3 separate regions of the Homo sapiens genome follow, and regions 2 and 3 are each linked to region 1. The links are chromatin contacts, found by Hi-C in ENCODE. All regions are on one chromosome and are shown on one strand. The core of a region is the stretch at or near the end of the contact, and the rest is flanking DNA. Distances in the headings are between cores, read along the strand shown.

Evidence for each region. A loop is a pair of places that touch in the nucleus more often than their neighbours do. Pooled maps may share reads with other maps.
Region 2: a map of natural killer cell shows a loop between it and region 1 (11-fold over the local background). The contact joins the promoter of CBX3 here to the promoter of FKBP14 in region 1. A Hi-C loop is called at or near these places in 2 of 168 maps with a recorded cell type or tissue (naive thymus-derived CD4-positive, alpha-beta T cell and natural killer cell), 1 of 37 single-sample maps with no recorded cell type and 11 of 50 pooled maps.
Region 3: a loop to region 1 is called in a map of CD8-positive, alpha-beta T cell, with 18 times the contacts of the local background. The contact joins the promoter of SKAP2 here to the promoter of FKBP14 in region 1. A Hi-C loop is called at or near these places in 2 of 168 maps with a recorded cell type or tissue (CD8-positive, alpha-beta T cell and naive thymus-derived CD4-positive, alpha-beta T cell), 1 of 37 single-sample maps with no recorded cell type and 9 of 50 pooled maps.

What each region holds. Positions count from the first base shown.
Region 1 is chr7:30,023,571-30,028,171 of GRCh38, forward strand. It overlaps FKBP14 (FKBP prolyl isomerase 14), which reads right to left and starts at 3,132. Exons shown (of 4, transcript NM_017946.4): 1 at 2,742-3,132. The coding sequence starts at 2,938. FKBP14-AS1 (FKBP14 antisense RNA 1) reads left to right here. Exons shown (of 3, transcript NR_187577.1): 3 at 1,817-3,671. RefSeq lists an enhancer at 3,388-3,537.
Region 2 is chr7:26,199,679-26,204,279 of GRCh38, forward strand. It overlaps CBX3 (chromobox 3), which reads left to right and starts at 2,067. Exons shown (of 6, transcript NM_016587.4): 1 at 2,067-2,148; 2 at 3,293-3,344. The coding sequence starts at 3,321. It overlaps HNRNPA2B1 (heterogeneous nuclear ribonucleoprotein A2/B1), which reads right to left and starts at 1,068. Exons shown (of 11, transcript NM_002137.4): 1 at 894-1,068. The coding sequence starts at 899. RefSeq lists enhancers at 1-483, 392-511, 484-1,456, 622-1,011 and a silencer at 1,952-2,771.
Region 3 is chr7:26,862,797-26,867,397 of GRCh38, forward strand. It overlaps SKAP2 (src kinase associated phosphoprotein 2), which reads right to left and starts at 1,794. Exons shown (of 13, transcript NM_003930.5): 1 at 1,567-1,794. The coding sequence starts at 1,633. RefSeq lists an enhancer at 2,032-2,361.

The sequences.
Region 1 (4,601 bases), core at 1,882-4,381:
CCTCAAGGACTGGTGTGTTAGTCCATTTTCATACTGCTATGAAGAAATATTCAAGACTGGGTAACTTATAAAGAAAAGGAGGTTTAATGGACTCGCGGTTCCACATGGCTGGGGAGGTCTCACAATCATGGCGGAAGGCAAAGGAGGAGCAAAGGCACGTCTTACATGGTAGCAGGCAAGAATGAGTGTGCAGAGGAGCTGCCTTTTATAAAACCATCAGATCTCGTGAGACTTATTTACTATCACAAGGAGAACAGCATGGGAAAAACCTGCCCTCATGATTCGATTACCTCCCACCAGGTCCCTTCCACAACATGTGGGGATTATGGTAGCTACAATTTAAGATGAGAATTGGGTGGGGCCATAGCGGAACCCTATCAACTGGGGACGAGGGAAATAGAATGTCCTGGCTCATGAGTTGAAGAGAGTCTAGCCTAGGAAAACCAACCTGCCGAACTACATACAGGGAGGCTTAAGGGCTGAGTAATGCCTGATCCCTACCTAGCTCCCTTTCAGTGCAATAAGGAAAATATTCTATTCAAGGATATCTTGTAGGTGAGAAAAAGAAGTCACTGTACTACGCTTCATGAGTACCATGGTTACTAAATCTGGGTAATGCCATTTTTTCCTGTAATTTTGCCCAATGATCAAAGTAACAAAATGCCAACTGTAGAAAATTTGGGAAGGCTAGAAATGAAAAAAGAAGCAGGAAACATTCTACTACTCATCACTGACTACAATTTTAGCACAGTTCTTCTTAGGGCTAAGCAATTTATCCCATAGGCTATGGTTCTAGAGATGGCAAACGTGCTTACAAACTGATCATTTGATGGTATTTCTTTTTCTTCAGAGCGGAGTCTCGCTCTGTTGCCCAGGCTGGAGTGCAGCGGCGCAATCTTGGCTCACTGCAGCCTCCGCCTCCTGGGTTCAAGCGATTCTCCTGCCTCAGCCTCCTGAGTAGCTGGGATTACAGGTGCCCACCACGCCCAGATAACTTTTGTATTTTTAGTAGAGACGGGGTTTCACCATGTTGGCCAGGATGGTCTCAAACTCCTGACCTCGCGATCTGCCTGCCTCGGCCTCCCAAAGTGCTGGGATTACAGGCGTGAGCCACCACGCCCAGCCAATTTGATGGTATTTCTTCATGAAGTTTACAGTTAGCAGCTTCTGACCATTTACATGGAGGCTGCATGATAACAGTCCCCTCATCAGGTATTAGAACTTAGTAGCAAACTGCTAAATAATATTCCATGGCTACCACCAAAGTCAGCACAGGTTTTTGGTTCAGAAATCTGAAAGAAGTCAGGCTGAGTCTAAAAGAGATCAGACTAAAAATAACAATATAACTGAATTTTCAAAATGCAAATCACATCATTTAATATCCACCGTGGCACTCACCTAGTTGACAAGAAGAAAGGGCTGTTGAGAATTCTAAGGCAAGCCATTTTTCTGGAACTTTTTCCCAGGGCTAACAGTTTAGAGAAGAGCCCCATTCATTTCCCCAACCCTCAAGACAGACCAGGTCTGAATGCCCAGTAAAGGCAGTTTATTAGAAAATCAGGTGGAGGATGGGCTATGAAGATTTACTGTTTTAATTCATGTTATTCCCTCTACCTACAACATCCTTCCCTACTTTCCCCCTGGAAACCTCCACCCATCTTCCAAGGTTCATTTCAATTATGGTCTCTGGGAAGTCTTTCCCTTTCCCCACCCCATGGAGCCTAACTACTTCAGGCCCAGTTACGCTTTGCTAGCACTTTGAATATTCTGTACCCTATATCATTGCATTATTTACTTGTCTTTCTCCCACCTGTAGATGGTGTATACTGTTAGAGGACAAGAACCTGCTTCTAGCCATCTTTGCGTCTCCAGGACCTGACTTGTGACCATTCAATAAGAGTTTGATAGATGGACAGACTAATGAATAGATGAAGATGATTAGAAGCCAAAATTTCTGAATCTTCCTAGCACCCAGAACATGGCTTAACATCAAGGAAATGCTCACTAAATACTGTCATAATGGAATGAATGGAACCGATGCCTAATTGAAAATCATTAGGCTGTAAACCATTTCCATGTTCCAATTTCTTCGTTTATAGAACAGAAATGATAGTGTAACCACCTGAAAATCCTTCACCTAGACTTCCAAAACCACACCCACCTCATCAATGAAGTCTGACTCTCTAGAAAGAAGCAAATGACTGAAATCATGGTCCTGTGCCTTGACCAAAATACCATTCGTCAGAACAAAAGAAGTAGGTCAGTGAAACGGCATTAGTATATCCTTCAACAGGCAAATAAGTGATAGTGTAGTTTGCTTTTGAAGTCGCTGTGAAAAGTTTTAGGTGAACATCACCTACACCACATTAAAAATGGAATCAAGTCATTTTCTTTAAGAAATGGAGTTTGAGATATGAGAATTCTTTTGGGCTTTTTCTACTTATTGGCCAATTATACACCCAGATATATTTCTGCAATATTTCAAAGATTCTAGTTCTAATTTGTATAATAAAAAAAATTAACAGCCTTTTCCAGACCACATGTTTCCAACAAGACCTTCAAAGGCCTCGCTCGCTATATAAAACTGGCTTTAAACAATTTCCTTTCCCAAAGAAGGAAATAAGATATTTCGGTTTTGTAAAAGAGGCAAAACCAGGTACAGGCCACCTTTCCTGCTGGAGAGCTGGCATAAGTGAGTGGATTCTTAATTACTATTTTACCTGCGGGGCATAATTACTTACGTGGAGTGAAATAAGGAGCCGTCCTTTTCTAAGTAGCCTTCATAGTGGACCAACATCAAATCCCCTCCTTTGGTCTTGCGATGGCAGATGAATGGCTTCTGGAGAACTTCAATTTTCACTTCTGGTTCAGGGATCAAAGCCCCAATCAAAGAAGTGACGAACAGAGTCAAGACCGCGTTCCACAAGAAAAGCCTCATGTTGCTGAAGCAAGGAAAGAAGTCCCTACAAAAGCAGCGAAAGGTCCCTCGACTTCATAGATTTAAGAACGTAGTTCAAGGCTTACGGACAAGGGCTTCAGACAAGTTCAGGACTCCCCCTTCTTAGAAGACGTGGCACATTTACCACCAACTCTTTTCTCAAGGGTCACGAACCTACCTTTAAAGAGTTAAGCCCAAATGCCGGCCTGACTGGCTCTTATAACGCGGCCGCCTGGGAATAGCAGCCTCCCATTGGCTATTGGTGCTGTCCTTCAGGCAGCTCTCAAGCCAATGACGCTGCAACGATGGAATTTACAGCCCGGTAGAGCCGGGCAGCTGCCAAGCGGCGGATCATCCCTTGTGGTCCTAGAGCCCGGTGGATTTCAGCATTCAACCAGCGTGGATTTTGGGAGAGGGGCGGGGCGCAGAGCCAACCGGAAACTCCTCCGGCTGATTTATCTCTGTGAAGAACCCTGCTGAGAGACGTAGGAAGAGTCCCGGGGCCCTATGAAATCTTCGGGGTTCCAGGAAAGACTCGTTTACTCTCGCCGTTGGAGAGCGGCCCCCCAAGATGCCACAATCCTAGGATTTTGCTATTGCTTATAAACTGTAAAGACTGACATACTGCTTGAGGGTTCACAAAGCGCGTTCCCGTTGCATGAACCTCACTACACCCAGTAAGGCAGGTTCTTTTTTCCCATTTAAAAGAGAAGTAAATTTACACCAGGAGATATTAACTGTCCTGCTTAAGGTTGTTTGGCCCCGAAGCAAATGAGCTCTGCCTTCAAACCAGGTCTGATTCATTCCACAGCACCACGTCATGTTATGGCTGCTAATAATTTATCCCTTAAGTTACCTTACAGGGTAAATAATGAGTTTCGACTTGCAGACTTCCGCTTTAAAGAAGAAATGGTAATCATGGTTACGAATTACACAGCCTCATCGTAGTTTACATTTTCTAGTTTTACATTTTTTGCCTAAGTTCAAAAGTAATGCATGTTCATTGAAGTCATTTTGGAAGAAATTGGAAAGCACTAAAGTAAGATTTCCAGATAATATTGGGGAGTCGAATCAAGTTGGAATTTCAGATACATAACGAATAATGGTTTTGCATTTTTATTTACTAAATCAGGCAACTTTAAAGAAAAAGAAAGCTCGCCGATACCACCACCAGCCGCAAACAATCCTCTTAATATTTTGGTGCATGCTTCTGTGACATATACTTAAAGCGATTTAAATCGTATTGTAGTCTTTTCTCACCTCCTCTTTCCACTTAATCTGTAGTTAACATTTTTTCTGGTCTAATAACCTTAACACAGTGCATATCCGCACTCTATGTGCATAGGAATCCCCCTGAAGATCTTGTTTAAAATGCAGATTTTGATCTGGAGGTCTGGGGTGGGTGCAAGATTCTGCATTTCTAACAAGCTCTTAGGTGATGTCAGTGCTCCGGGTCAGTAGATCAACACTTCCATAGTGAGACCTTAGAGTCTGGACAACATCTGTTTACACTGGCCTCATAGTATTCTACCCTGAAATTCCAATAATCTCTTTACGCCCTGTTATTGGTTACCTCAAGTGTGTGAGATCAATTAGGCAGCTTTGGAACAAGAATAGGGACTAGAACTCAGGAGGTATCGTGAGAGGTCACGTAGACCCTCAA
Region 2 (4,601 bases), core at 817-3,316, 3.8 Mb before region 1:
TCCAATTTATGTTTATTTTGCCGCGGTTCATCTGTCGTTTTACTGACTGCAGACCCAGATAAAACCGTTACTCAAAGGAAAAAAAAGACAGGAAAAACATAAAATGGTTTCTTTGTCCTACGGCTCGCATTGAACCCGGCCCGACGCCCTGGGTGGTGATATCTTCTCTGAAACCGGGCCCGCAAACCCGGAGCACCCCCCCTCCCCGCTCTTCGGTGTGGCTTCCGAACGCAATGGCGCCATTTCATCGAGGGGAAGGCTGAGCGCCTTTAATGAGGTGCGCAGGACTCTAAAGATCCAAGCTCACAAAACACTCCAAATCCACCTCGAAACGATATGAAAACAGCCCGAGAAGAAAAAAAAATAGTTAACCACTTCTACTTCTTGATAGAGAAAGCACACTAAGAAAATAAAAGAGTTATAAGGAAAACGCTGAGAGGAAGGCGAGCCATGAAAATGGCGGCCGCCAAATCCGGTTCCCGGGAGAGAGGGGGAGGGGAAGCTCCGCAGCCTCGCTCACGAGGACCTGCTGCCCGCCGAAACGCTCGCCGAGGAGACGCCGTGGCCCCCGAAGCAGCGTGCTTTAGAAAGGGAATAAGAATTCCCGCCTCCGCGCCCCACTTTCACCCCAGCGGGGCAGCGTCCGCCATGTGAAAGCTCCCCATCCCCCACCCCCAGTGAAGGGAAATGGCGCCGGGAGGCTGAGGGTGGGGAAGCTGTTTGTACGCTCAGGCCTCCGCTCAAGACCCCGTTCATAAACCTTAAGCCCCACTGCTACTGAATTGGTCCGATTTCCTGCCTCTCTCCCACGGAGGCGGCTGGCCGACTTCCACTGAGGCGCCAACGGCCTCGCCATGCCCTTTTCAATAACTCATTGATTTCAAACCCGTTACCTCCATCGCGGACTCAGTCGCTTCAGCCCGATTTCCCGCAGCCGAGCGAGATGAGAGAGATCTCCGCGGACGAACACGAACCGGACTCGTCCTGGCGCTGTAGTGAGAACTGCCGCTGCTCGAGAAACAACTCTGCGAGGAGCACCTCCGCACGGGACCCGGCGCTGCTGCTACTGCCGCTAGAGCCGCTGCCGCCGCTTTTCTAGAACCTTCCCCCCCACTAACGCGTCTTCCGCTACGTCAGGCCGTCGCGTAAACGCCCTATCCGCCGCCAATGGCGGGAAGGCTCTACGCCCCACCTTACGCCAAATGCGTACTCCTCCCACCCTTGCGGCCAGAGACAGTACCCGACGTTACTTCCGTAAATGCGCTCAATGAATTGCGGAAGGCTAGAGTCCTGCTAGTTACTACCTCTTGGAATAGGGTCCCGCCCCCTGCCTTGGCGCAAGGCAGGTGAGAAACGGTCGCGCAGTTTGAAATTAACGCCGACGGGAGGGGCTTAATCCGCAGCCTGGAGATCCAGCCCCCTCAACCCGGGAGGTGGTCCCTGCAGTTACGCCAATGATAACCCCCGCCAGAAAAATCTTAGTAGCCTTCCCTTTTTGTTTTCCGTGCCCCAACTCGGCGGATTGACTCGGCCCCTTCCGGAAACACCCGAATCAACTTCTAGTCAAATTATTGTTCACGCCGCAATGACCCACCCCTGGCCCGCGTCTGTGGAACTGACCCCTGGTGTACAGGAGAGTTCGCTGCTGAAAGTGGTCCCAAAGGGGTACTAGTTTTTAAGCTCCCAACTCCCCCTCCCCCAGCGTCTGGAGGATTCCACACCCTCGCACCGCAGGGGCGAGGAAGTGGGCGGAGTCCGGTTTTGGCGCCAGCCGCTGAGGCTGCCAAGCAGAAAAGCCACCGCTGAGGAGACTCCGGTCACTGTCCTCGCCCCGCCTCCCCCTTCCCTCCCCTTGGGGACCACCGGGCGCCACGCCGCGAACGGTAAGTGCCGCGGTCGTCGGCGCCTCCGCCCTCCCCCTAGGGCCCCAATTCCCAGCGGGCGCGGCGCGCGGCCCCTCCCCCCGCCGGGCGCGCGCCCGCTGCCCCGCCCTTCGTGGCCGCCCGGCGTGGGCGGTGCCACCCCTCCCCCCGGCGGCCCCGCGCGCAGCTCCCGGCTCCCTCCCCCTTCGGATGTGGCTTGAGCTGTAGGCGCGGAGGGCCGGAGACGCTGCAGACCCGCGACCCGGAGCAGCTCGGAGGCGGTGAAGTCGGTGGCTTTCCTTCTCTCTAGCTCTCGCTCGCTGGTGGTGCTTCAGATGCCACACGCGTCCCGGGGGCCCGGTTCTCCGCTCCCCTCCCCTCCCCTTCTCGCCGGACCCCGCGCCGGGAGCTGCGGGAAGGAGTGGAGGGTCGGGCGGTGGCCTCGCGGCTGGCCTGGCGCGCGGCCAGCGCCGGTAGTTAGTGGGGGGACTGCTCTGCCCTCGAGGGGGTAGGGAGCTGTGGCGACGGTTGCCCCATTTCGAGACAAAGCGCATTTCCCCCTCCCCTCCCCCACCCGCGTTCCGGCGGAGGCGCCCCCTCCCCCAGCCGCCACGCGGGGCTGGGTCGAGACTTGGGCCTCCCGGAGGGCGGCGCGTGGTCCCGCGTCCGCGAGGCCTGGCGGCGCGCGGCCGGCTGTCCCGAGGCTGCGGCGACCGCCCAGTTAACGTGGCCGCCGCGGGGGTAGGCGCGTGCGGTGTGGCGCAGTGCCCTTGAGCCCCCGTGCCGCGGCCTTTGTTTCTCCCCGCGGATGCGCTGACCACGAGGCCCGCGCTCCCGGGTGGGGGCGGGCACCCGCGCTTAGGCCTCTGGACGCCGGGCTTCAGCGGCGGGGGTCGGGAGCGGGTGTTTGCAAGAGGTGATTCTTTTTTCAAAGTGTCACGAAACGGGGTTGAAGCATCTTAAGTTTTTTCCTTTTGTTATTTAATTACCGATTGGAAAGAGGGAGGGTTTCTGAGCAGAAACCAAGTTGGGATTGCAGAACAGAGAAGATTCACAGTGCTTTACCGTTGTGAGTTGTTTGGGTAATCGTGCCTGGTTTTAAACCGAAAGGATTGTCCTTTAAAAATGGAACATGGACTTTATTATAAATGGGACTTAGATTGGAAAAGACATTGGTCCCCTATTTTAAGCCATGTGAAGCTGTTTTAGGTACCAGGATCCCCAGTAAAGTCTTTCTAGACTCACATGGTTAGGACACGTACTTAAGTACATCATAAGCAATGTAGGTAGGAGCGCAGATCTACTCTGGATTTGTATTCACGTTTGAAATGTGCGCTCTCTACTTGGGGGTTGGAATCCAAACAGAATTTGTATTTAGTTACCTTTTTTGTGTCATGCAAACTTACCTTAACTGTCATGCATTTTTCTAGTAATAGCTCTTCAAGTCTGCAATAAAAAATGGCCTCCAACAAAACTACATTGGTAAGTTAATGAAAACCTAAAATATGTAAGGATTTAACTCAAGTTTTTTTTCCCCACAGTATAACTTTGCATCTCTGTGGCTGAGAAATTTACATCCACATATTTCCCAGCTCTCCCAGTGTAAATTACAGGGGAAAATTAAGAGAAAAACGAATTCATTACAGGGAGATACTGGCTTGGCTTAATAGTGTCTTAACTAGTTCAAAGAAGGCTAATCTTTGAAGGACAGTGCAATGTGGATTTTGCTGAGGATTTTTATCTTCAAATAGAAATACACACATTTTTGCAGCGTTGAAAAATGTTACATAAAATGGTAAAGCCCTTGTTGGTTGGCATAATTTTTCTTAAATCCCCAGAATTCTGGAGAAGTATTTTCATTAAAGCCCAATTTAAAGAACAAGGTACCTTGTGCACCTAGGTTGGAGCAAAAGTCATTGAATCTTTCAAATTACTTTGGTCACTTTATCTTGTTTTAACTTACTCTAAAACATAGAAGAATATTAAGTTTAATTCATTGCAGTGTTTTGTTTTTTAAACAAAATGATCGAAATCGCAAATATGAGCCAGAAGGGAGAAAAGGCTAGATTTTTTTTTTATCTTATTCAGCCATGTCATGTTACAAGTTTTTTTAAACCCTGGAATATTCACATAAAAATCATGAAATTCAAAGTTACAGTTTTCACAATATTTAACATTGCATTAATCTTAAACACGTAAAGGTGAATGTTAATGTCTCCTAGGTAAAATAAAGCATTTGTTTTTGGCTTGTATGTGCTCTCTCTGGGTTTCACACTAAAAAGGGCACGTTAGTGATTTTTAATTTGTGCCATCATTAGATTCTGCATTAAGTCTGTTTACCCTGCATTAGATTCTGCATTAGATTCTGTTTACCCTGGAAAACAGAAGTTGTTTTTGCACGCAATTGATAGCCTTTGGGGTCTGTTATTGTATTTAGTTTATTTTGTGAAGGATCACAGGTTGGCCACTTTAAAAGTTCTTAACTTTCCATTTTAAAAATTCATTAGTGTTGTGAGATATGTGTGCTGTTAATTTCACTTAAATAATGGGAAATTTATTTTGACTCATCCACTTTTGGAAAAAAGTGCTGGGTTAAGGCAAATATATACTATAAAAGAAAATAGTGAGCATTTGAAACTAGCTTATGAATGCCATAGTAGTGAATGAATACTGTATGGCATTTTGTCTGCCTTTTTTTTTTTGTAAACCTTAGTGTGTATCCTTTTCATTTTCTGTATT
Region 3 (4,601 bases), core at 544-3,043, 3.2 Mb before region 1:
TTAAAACATGCACCCAGAGGTCTATATGTTATTTCTTAAATTCAAAAATACAGACATAGAATATCCTGAAAATGGTTTCATCTATTTTTGGAATAATGATAAACATTTTTCTGCGCTGGTTATTACAATAATATTCTGAACAAACAATTCCAGCATTGTAAAAACAAAAAATGTTAAGTGTAGTAAAACAAAATCAGTAGTCATGTGATGCAATAAAGCTGCCTGAAGTCAGTCTTTAGACTTCTTTAACTATTTCCCTTAGTGGTACCCGTTAATGACAACAAGCATTTCTTAGAGTGAAAGACTATCCCACCACAAATGCATTCAACATACTGTACCATAATCATACAAACATAAGTCTACATTCATACACTTAATATTACACTACCATATTAATAATGCCAAGCACCAAAATTGAATGACAGAATATTAGGAGATTTGGACTCACATTGCTATAGGAGTAACATATAAAATGTGTCATCAAATGTCACATTTTAGATGACATTGCTTTTTAAGAGCTAGAATAAGCAATCTGTAATCTAGTTATTCATAAGCAATACTGAGAGATAAATATTTTATAGACATCTAAAACTAAAAATCAAAATTCAGTTTCCAGAATTCTGACGTACACAAGACAAAATAAATGATGGTTGAAATTCCAGAACATTGAGATAGGTAAGATTTGTGCTACCTTAAAAACATATATTTTCTACCTTGTACAGAAATATAAATTATTGGTTCTTAGTGAACATACACACCTCCGTATCCAGTAAATTAATGAACTAGTAGTGGATTCATAATGCTACTGAAGAACCACGTTTTTAGCTCCTAAAATAAGTTCCTATAAATGGTAATGTAAAACTGAAAAAGGGAAGATAAGGGTACAAAGATGAAGTACTTTCATCGTGTCACACAGGAAGTAGAACTTTAACATATCCTTCCTTTTTTGCTTTAATATATTACTGAGGCTGGGGACAAGTGGCCATTTGAGAACCAGACCTTCTTCAAAAGTCTTAAACGTGAGTGAGCTGAATGTTTAAGAAAAACGGGAGTTTTAGAAATGACAAACTCTTTCACCCCATAACCCCTAACACCTGTGGCTCTGACAGCTCTTTGCATCTCTACATCCTCTACCTCCATTGGCCAGACCACCCAAGAACTACTTATTTGACTTCTGCTCCCTTCTGCTTGCTCACGCAGCATTCATTATCATTATCATTCTCTCTCCCTCTTCCACTCTTCCTCCCCCGCCCTTCTGTCACACACACACACACACACACACACACACCGTCTTCACAATGCACATAGAAACGTCCTGATCCCATTTGTGTAGATCACCAAAAAGGGCTTCGCCACCATCCCCGCACCAAATTTCAACACACACGTCCACTCCCTTTCTGAGACAAAACAACCCCTCTCCTCTCCTCCCTGTGCCGACCCCACTGGCTAGAAGACGTGGGAAGCGCGGGGAGGGAGGATAAGGGCTCTGAATGCTTCTGTCCCCACCGGCTCACCGTTCCCTCGCCCCCGCCCCGACAGCATTATCGCCGCCTTCCCGCTCTTTACCTGCCAACAGGTTCCTAATTTCCTCAGGGAGGGGGTAGGGAGAGGAGGTGCTGCTGGGGTTGGGCATGTTAGGGAGCGCAGGGCGTGCGGGGAAAGGACCTGCGCTGAAAAGGTGACCGACGGGGTGGGGCTGCGGCTGCGACCTAGACTCAGGCTAGCGGCCCGGATTAAGAACAGCGGGGCTACGAGTCGGGACACTGCCGGGCCGGGGCTCACAACAAGGAAGTCACTGAATCTCCAGCGAGCTGCAGCTGGACTGTCGGCCCAGCCCCGCCCAGAGGGCCGGGGCGGGGAGATGGGTGGGAAGGGACACGAAGGGCCTGAGGGGTCCAACTGCGCATGTGTATTCCTCGGTTTTCCCGGCCCCAGAAGAAAGAGCCTGTGGGCAAGCCACGCCCACCGCTACGCCGGGAAGCAGGAGGAGGAGCCACTGGTGGGAAGGGGGCGGACTGAGGCTGCGTCACCTGATGCTGCGTCACCTGATCCAGCGTCCGGAGCGCCTTACAGCCATTTTCGGTACTGGTGCCATCACAACTGCTGATCGTTTCTGCAGGATTCCAGAAAATAATGTATCCATGATACAGAGTGTATACAAGTTTTGCGATTACGCCTTCTGCGTAACAGTCAGTCCCACCGCAGTTTAACCCACAAGGAATTTTCTCTTGTCCTAAACTATTATGGCCTTCTTTGTCCGATTGAACGGAGGTAACGAAGTCTCGTCTTCCGCCAGTCGTCCGGGCGAAGCCAGTCTGGAGCCGCTCCGGAGCGCGCGTTGTGATTGGCTCTTACATTACTTTTCTACCTAATTCGTATCCTTGGGGTGACAGATTTTCCCCACTACAAGGAAGACTGGGAAGTTCTAAGCACCGTCCTTTGGCAGGAAAAAACAAACAAAACAAAACAAAAAAACAGAAGGCCGAATAGACATTGGCACCACTGTCCATCTACAAGCATCAAAAATAAAATTGCTGGTGGTGGTTAGTAGAATAAAATTATAAAATCTGCTCACTCCAACTTGACCATTTAGTCAACAAATACTTACTGTCTTCTATCTGTAAAGCTTCTTAAAAGTTTTCTCTTTTAAAAAAAATGGCTTCTTTAAAACCTTTAACAGGCATACATCTTTGTGCTTCCCAGATATTGCATTTTTTAACAAATTGAAGGTTTGTGGCAACCCTGCATCAAGCAAATCTGTGGGCGCCATTTTTCCAAAAGCATGTGCTCAGTTCATGTCTCTGTCACATTTTGGTGATTCTAACAATATTTCAAACTTTTTCATTATTATTGTATATGTTATGGTGATCTTTGAAGTTACTATTATAATTACTTTGGGACATCACAAACAGCACCCATATAAGACAGCGACTGTAATCCATAAATGTGTGTGTTCTGACTGCTCTACCAACCCTATACCTTCCTCCATATCTCTCCCTCTCTTGGGCCTCCCCATTCCTTGAGACACAACAATATTGACATTAAGCCAATTAATAACCCTACGATGGCCTCTGAGTGTTCCAGTAAAAGAATCATTTTACTTTAAATCAAAAGCTTACTTTAAATCAAAAGCTAGAAATGATTAAGCTTAGTGAGGAAGGCATATTGAAAGCCGAGACAGACCAAAAGCTAGGGCTCTTGCACCAAACAGCCAGGTAGTGAATGCAAGGGAAAAGTCCTTGAAGGAAAGTAAAAATGCTACTCCAGTGAACACACGAATGATAAGAAAGCGAAGGAGGCTTATTGCTGGTAAAGAAACGTTTTCATGTTCTGGATAGAAGATCAAACCAGACATAACATTCCCTTAAGCCAACGCCTAATCGAGTGCAAGGCCCTAACTCTCTTCAAGTCTACGAAGGCTGAGAGGTAAAGAAGCTGCAGAAGAAAAGTTGGAAGTTAGCAGAGGTTGGTTCATGATGTTTAAGGAAATAAGCCATCTTCAGAGCATAAAATTGTAAGGTGAAGCAGCAAATGCTGGTGAAGCAGCTGCAGCAAGTTATCAAAAAGATCTAGCTAAGGCCAGGTGCAGTGGCTCATGCCTGTAATCCTAGCACTTTGGGAGGATGAGGCGGGCGGATCATGAGGTCAGGAGATCGGGACCATCCTGGCTAACACAGTGAAACCCCGTCTCTACTAAAAAAAAGATACAAAAAAAAAAGAAAATTAGCCGGGTGTGGTGGCAGGCGCCTGTAGTCCCAGCTACTCGGGAGGCTGAGGCAGGAGAATGGCGTGAACCCAGGAGGCAGAGTTTGCAGTGAGCCAAGATTGCGCCACTATACTCCAGCCTGGGCGACAGAGCGAGACTCCATCTCAAAAAAAAAAAAAAAAAAAAAAAAATCTAGCTAAGATATCTGATGAAGGTGGCTATACTAAACAAAGAGTTTCAGTGTAGATGAAACAACACTTATTGGAAAACAATGCCATCTAGGACTTTCGTAGCTATAGAGTAGAAGTCAATGCCTGGCTTCAAAGCTTCAAAGGACAGGCTGATTCTCTTCTTAGGAACTATTTCAGCTGCTGACTTTAAGTTGAAGCCAATGCTCATTTACCATTCTGAAAATCCTAGGGCCCTTAAGGATTATGATAAATCTACTCTGCCTGTGCTCTATAAGTGGAACAACAAAGCCTGGATGACAGCACATCTGTTTACAGAATGATTTACTGAGTATTTTAAGCACACTGTTGAGATCTACTGCTCAGAAAAAAAGATGCCTTTCAAAATATTGCTGCTTATTGACAATGCACCTGGTCACCCAAGAGCTCTGATGGAGATATACAAGAAGATTAATGTTTTCATGCCTGCTAGTACCACATCCATTCTGCTGCCCATGGATCAAAGAGTAGTTTCAACTTTCAAGTCTTATTTAAAAAATACATTTCATGGCTGGCCATGGTGGGTTACACCTGTAATCCCAGCACTTTGGGAGGCTGAGGCAGGAGGATCACTTGAGGCCAAGAGTTCAAGACCAGCCTGGGCAACATAGTGGCACCCCATCTCTACAAAAAAAAAAAAAAAAAAAAAAAAAAAAAGAATAATTAGC